2 separate regions of the Homo sapiens genome follow, and region 1 is linked to region 2. A link is a loop called in an ENCODE intact Hi-C map of the cell type or tissue named here. Cell type or tissue: mammary epithelial cell. All regions are shown on one strand. Links, peaks and the distances in the headings refer to the core of each region. The heading gives the core; the rest is flanking DNA.

Region 1 (2,919 bases), core at 264-2,763, 50 kb before region 2:
CTTCAAATAAAACCCAAGCTCTGCATACGCCGACAAGGCCTGCCATGATCTGACCCTAGAAAAACATCCCGATCCCGTCTCCCGTCACTCAGCCATTCTGACTCCCCTTCCTTCTATTCTCACACAGGCCACATTCCTGCCTGCCCCAGGGTCATTGCACATACTATTCCCTCTGCCTAAAATCTTTTCCTGAGAGAGCTGCAATAAGGCACCACATGATGAGTTGCCAATCTAGCCATGTGGACATATTCAGAGGGATCACTGGAGAATGGCATGGCTTTAAGGAAACATAAGAGGAGAAGAATTGAGCTGGATGTATAGAGAGGACTGGATTGAGAGGTGAAGGTGAGAACTCACAGGGAAAGAGAAAGGGAGTGGGCAAAGTCAGAGACAGAAAGATATGTTCAGGGCTTGGGTGAGGGCTGTTCAGCTGGAGCAGAATTTTATCATTAGAAGGGTGAGGCTTTGGCTACTGTATTAGTTTTCATTTTATAAATGTTTTATTTTTTAATAGAGAAAAGTTCTCACTATTGCCCTGACTGATTTCGAACTCCTGAGCTCAAGTGGTCTGCCCGCCTCAACCTCCCAAAGTGCTAGGATTGCAGGAGTGAGCCACTGCACCCTGCCTACCGCTGTGTTAGTTTTCATTTGCTGCTGTAATAAATTACCACAAACTCAGTGGCTCAAAACAACACAAATATCAAGTATCTGCTGAGGGATAGACTTAGGGGTCTTTAAGATCTATTCCAATGATTAGATGTCACCTCTAAAATACTCTCTGCACTATTGTACAGTTCTGGAGGCCAAAAATCCAAAATGGTACAGGGCTAAAGTCAAGGCAGCAGCCTACAGAGTTGCATTCCTTCTAGAGGTGCTATGGCGGAATCTCTTCTTGTCTTCTCCAGCTTCTAGGGTCTGCTTGCATTCCTTGGTTTGTGGCTGCATCACTCTGACTCTTGCCTCCACCATCACATCTTCTTTTCTGACTCTGACCCTCCTTCCTCCTTTTATAAGGATTATTGTGATTATATTGGGCCCACCTAGATAATGCAGGATAAACTCCCATCTCAAGAACCTCAATTTAATCCCACCTGCAAAGTCCCTTTTGACATGTAAGGAAACATATTCACAGCTTCTGAGGATTAGGACATGGGCATTATTCTAGCTGCTACAGCTCTCTTGGAGAGGACTTGAATGCAATGTCCCAGAGCTTCACCTCCTGCCCACCAGATAGCAGGCCTATATCCGCTAACCCTCAGTCCTCTACAAGAAAGTTCAAGCTAAGGTCAGGCCCACACATCCCTGCCTGGGACCAGCAGTCAAGGAACTGGGAGAACAGGTGCCAACAGACTCTTAGGCTTTCTTCCCGAAATGCTATGGGATCAGATCATGCCTGCTCCTGTGTCCCTCGGTATAGTCTTCACTTCTAAATGTGCCAGACCTAGCTATCTGTCAGAGCATACGCAATCCGTCCCTTTCAACTTAATATCACAGTTGTGAGCTCTTGCCCATAGGTGGCGCTATCCTCTACCTCCTGCTCGCTCATCCTGACTAGTCCTCCAGAGGGGTAGCCGCAAACTAAGAGCTTTGGCGGTAGGCTCCGGCCTACCTGATACCTTGCAGGGATCTGCTACTTGAGCAAGTCCCTTTATTTTACCTCTGTTTCCTCATTGCAAATTGCATATAGTAATAGTACCTGCTCCACATGGTGGTTATGAAGATTAAATAAAATAATGTATGTAGAAGATTTAGCTTAGTGTCTGGCACAGAAAGCATTCAATAAATGTTAATTTTAAAAGCTAAACAAAAAAGATGAGTTTTTTAAAAAGCACTCATGAACATTGTAGGGGTTCACAATTACTTTCGCCTACCTCTTTTGGGAAATCACCTAACATTCACTTTGTCTTTACAAAATTAAAACATAAAGCAGGAGCTAAATAAAATCAAGAAAGAGAATGGTGTGTGTGTGTGTGTGTGTGTGTGTGTGTGCATATATCCCATGCACAAGCATAGGCTAGGAGGAAAGACTACTTTTCTTCTGTTTCTTACCAAAACATATGGATAGGTAGAAAGGTAAGCAGAGAAGGGAATAAACTACATAAGCAAACAATAAATGTGGAAGGATGTATGGAAAGGTCCCAGCTGGATGACCTCTTGGCAGCACTGTGATGGACAACACTCAAGTGTCTGCTGAGGGACAGACTTAGAGGTCTTTAAGATCCACTCCAATGACTAAATGTCACTTCTTAATATATGCTCTGCAGTTCAGTTTACCCTAATTCTACAAAAGCTGCCTAAGCCATCTATGAAATCCACAGTACCTCCACAGTTCATGATTTTTCTGACAGCAGTTGTGGTTAAAATTTGTCTGCTTCTTAAATAATCAGCCAATTGTCCTCCAATAGGTACAACGATTGTCATAACCATGTGTGGGACTGCTGACAAGAGACCCACCTGGAAGGGAAAGAAACAGTAAGCAGTTTGTCATTATTTCTGAGAGAGGGGCCTCCCTAATTCCCTTGCCCACCTCCACTCCACAGCCCCCCTACCTACCACCACCAAATTTAAGCATCTAATTATGTGGGAGCTGGGTAGGCCTGAATTTCATAATAAATAAATGATGAATGAGCGAATGATTTTAGACCTATCTGTGTCCTCTACCAGATTGGAAGCTCCTTGAGGGCAGCGATGACTTTTATTCATCACAGAGGGCATGGCACATGGGAGATAAAGCACTTGGCACCCAGTGAGCACTGATGACTGATGACAGCCACCATTTCATGATTATGCCAGCTCTTCCATGGTCACTTCTGACAGTATCTGTAGCTAGGCAGACATTTGTGTTTGCTCGGCTGCTGTTCTTTCCCTTGTAGGAAAGAGGTTTATCTTATGATGATGGTTGATGATTCACTATCCACA
Region 2 (2,919 bases), core at 118-2,617:
AGAACCTGCTTAGAACTCTCCACTGACTCCTCATTGTCCTCAGGATAAATAAAATTATTTTTGTTTTTTCCCCTTTTCTCCCTCTAGATGGACTTTTTTTTTTTTACTTTAAGTTCCAGGATACATGTGCAGAACATGCAGGTTTGTTACATAGGTATACATGTGCCATGGTGGTTTGCTGCACCTATCAACCCATCATCTAGGTTTTAAGCCCCACATGCATTAGGTATTTGTCCTAATGCTCTCCCTCTCCTTGCCCCCCAACCCCTGACCAGCTCCGGTGTGTGATGTTCCCCTCTCTGTATCCATGTATTCTAATCATTCTACTACAAAGACACATCCACACGTATGTTTATTGCAGCACTATTTACAATACAATTCTTTATCATGGCACACAAGGCCTTTCCCTGGGACCCTAAGTCTTTCTTCTTGTCACTCTGCTTTCCACATCCTCATTTCACTGAACTCAGCAAGCTCCCTATTGCCTCTGGGCTTTACTCAAGCTATGCCCTCTGCCTGGGTAACTCTCTGCACCCCTTCAACTGGGTAACTTCTAGGGGTTCTAAGGTCATGCTAAGATATCAATCCTCTAGAAAACTGCATGGGCAAGGTGAGATGTCCCTCCTCTGTGCCTCCAAATCACCTGTCCTCTGCCCTAGCAGAGCCTGGCAGGGAGTGGGCGTTACCTAAATACTTGTTGAACTGGGGCTGAAACGCTGCAAGTTGTGGCCACATTTATGGGCAGCAGGATGACGCCTCTGTAAATGCTGCTGCGGTGGAAAAAAAACTCTTCATCTTTGAGGCTCCTGTGTTCCAATCCTCCAGTCTGCATGCGACTGACAAATCATAGGCTATAGGCTCTCAGGCTCCCCAGGAGTCATTTCCACAAGACCAGTCAATATCCTCTGCAAGCCACTGTCCAAATTATCCAAAATTTGAATTAAGTTCAACTAAGTCCGTGCTGAATCCTTGGTAGGCTAAATATTGCTAATATCTTTTGAGTTCTTTCTAGGGTCCTGGCTCTGTGTTAAGCACTCTTTAAGTATCACCACAATCTTCCCAGCAAGACTCTGTGGTAAATAACTTCTTATTTTCCCCAATTTTACTGGCAGGAAACTCAGACAAAAAGAGGTTAAACTTACCTGAGATCATACAGCTAGTAAGTAGCAGAGCCAGGTTTCAGATCCAAACAGCCTGGCTCCAACCTTTTCTCTCTCTCTCTCTCTTTGTCTCTCTCTCTCTCTTGCTCTCTCTCTCTGTCTCCCCCTCCCTCCCTCCCTCTTTCTCCCCACACATACTTTACTGAGACATATTTTGCATTTCAAATAATTCACCCATTTCAAGTGGACAATTCAGATTCTTATAAATTTACCAAGTTGTGTAACCATCACCAGAAAGCAATTTTAGAATATTTCCACCCCAACTAGATCCTTCATTTTCACTGTTAATCCTCATCTCCTATCCCATATCCTGCAACAACTAATCTACTTTCTATCTCTATAGATTTGCCTTTTCTGGACATTTCATGTAAATAGAATCATACAATCTATGGTTGCTTGTGTCTGGCTTCTTCCACTCACTATAATGATTCTGAGGTCTGTCCATGTCATAGCATGTATCAGTAGTTTGTTCCTTTTCTCTTTTTTGTTGAGTAATCCTTCGTTGTAAGGATATAACACAATTTTGTATCTCCATTGACCTGTTGATGGACATTTAGGATAGTTTCTAAAAGGACATTTGTTTCTAAAAGGACAATTTCTGGTCACCAACCTTCCCATCATAACCCCTCAAGACTGAGAACAGGAAGGCCCCAGGAATACGCATGTCTAATCATTCCACCGAGTATTTGCCTGTCCTCAAAAAGCTCACTTATTCATTAAAAGCAAATACAATCACAATAAACCATGATAGACATACTCTCTTACCGAAAGCATCCACTGGTGGAGCTTCTAACCCATTCCTCCAGCCCAACATATCCTTATGTTCCTTATCTCTTAGAGCACATAACGGAAGAAATACTAGGCAAAAACCACATCCATCTCTCCTGAGGCTCAATGACTTCTGAGAGCACTAACCATTCCTGCAGAATGTATTGCTCAGGAAGCATACCTAGATCTGCAGTTTCTTGTGGTGATTTAGATGTTTGATAATAATAATAACTAAGATTTATAGAGAATTATCTACATGCCAGACTTTAAGCACTTAACATGCACTAACTCATTCAATTCCCCACAATGACCCTGAGGTAGGAAGTGTCATTATACCATCCACAGATGAGGAGACTGAGGCACAAAGAGGTGAAGTAAACTTGTTCAAGTTCACACATCTAGGAAACTGAGCAGAGACAGGATATGGACCCAGAAAGTCTGACATCAGAGCTTGTGCTCTTACCTTCTACAGTAGAACTGTTGATAATAGGGACTAGAAAATATAAACCAAGACTATATAGAAGTGAGGCTCATTTCATTCATTTATTCATTTCTTCCTTTTCTTGAGGACCTACCTGGTAGCAGGCCCTTCTTAGGCACTGGTGATATAGGTTGAACTGTGATATTCCCCTTGAAGAAAGAAACCAACCAGAAAATGAATGAGTCCATTACAGTGCAGTGAGTCCCACAAGAGAGGGCCGGGGGAGCACAAACAAGGACACCTACCTGAGCCTGCAGATGGGAGTGGGAGAGGGCTTCCTAGATGAGGGGAGGATAGTATAAACCTTCAGGGAGGAGAAAGACTGAGGCAAACAAAAGGAAAAAACGGGGGAACAAAGACATGCATGAGACAGCATGGCATTTGGGGAACCTTGCATAGCGTTAGAGAGTCAGGTAGGAATGCCCATGCAGCAGAAAACACGACTGGAATGATGATCTTGAACACTATGCAGTTCAGTTGTTGCAGAAGAGCACTGAAACATGTGCTTCC

Evidence for each region. Peaks named below come from ENCODE experiments on the same cell type or tissue, not always from the same donor. Only the 100,000 strongest peaks of a DNase experiment are listed, where the experiment ranks them.
Region 1: it touches region 2 in a loop (2.0-fold over the local background); 9 of 110 quality-filtered maps call a loop at or near these places.

The regions. Positions count from the first base shown.
Region 1 is chr12:100,403,573-100,406,491 of GRCh38, reverse strand. It overlaps SLC17A8 (solute carrier family 17 member 8), which reads right to left. Exons shown (of 12, transcript NM_139319.3): 9 at 2,322-2,454. Among named protein-coding and RNA genes, the nearest start is that of SLC17A8, 48 kb to the right of the region's middle. In mammary epithelial cell, for the core only: a CTCF peak has its summit at 1,520 (motif pointing right); no DNase peak of the experiment used is centred there.
Region 2 is chr12:100,353,579-100,356,497 of GRCh38, reverse strand. No RefSeq gene overlaps it. Among named protein-coding and RNA genes, the nearest start is that of SLC17A8, 2.0 kb to the left of the region's middle. In mammary epithelial cell, for the core only: no CTCF peak of the experiment used is centred there; no DNase peak of the experiment used is centred there.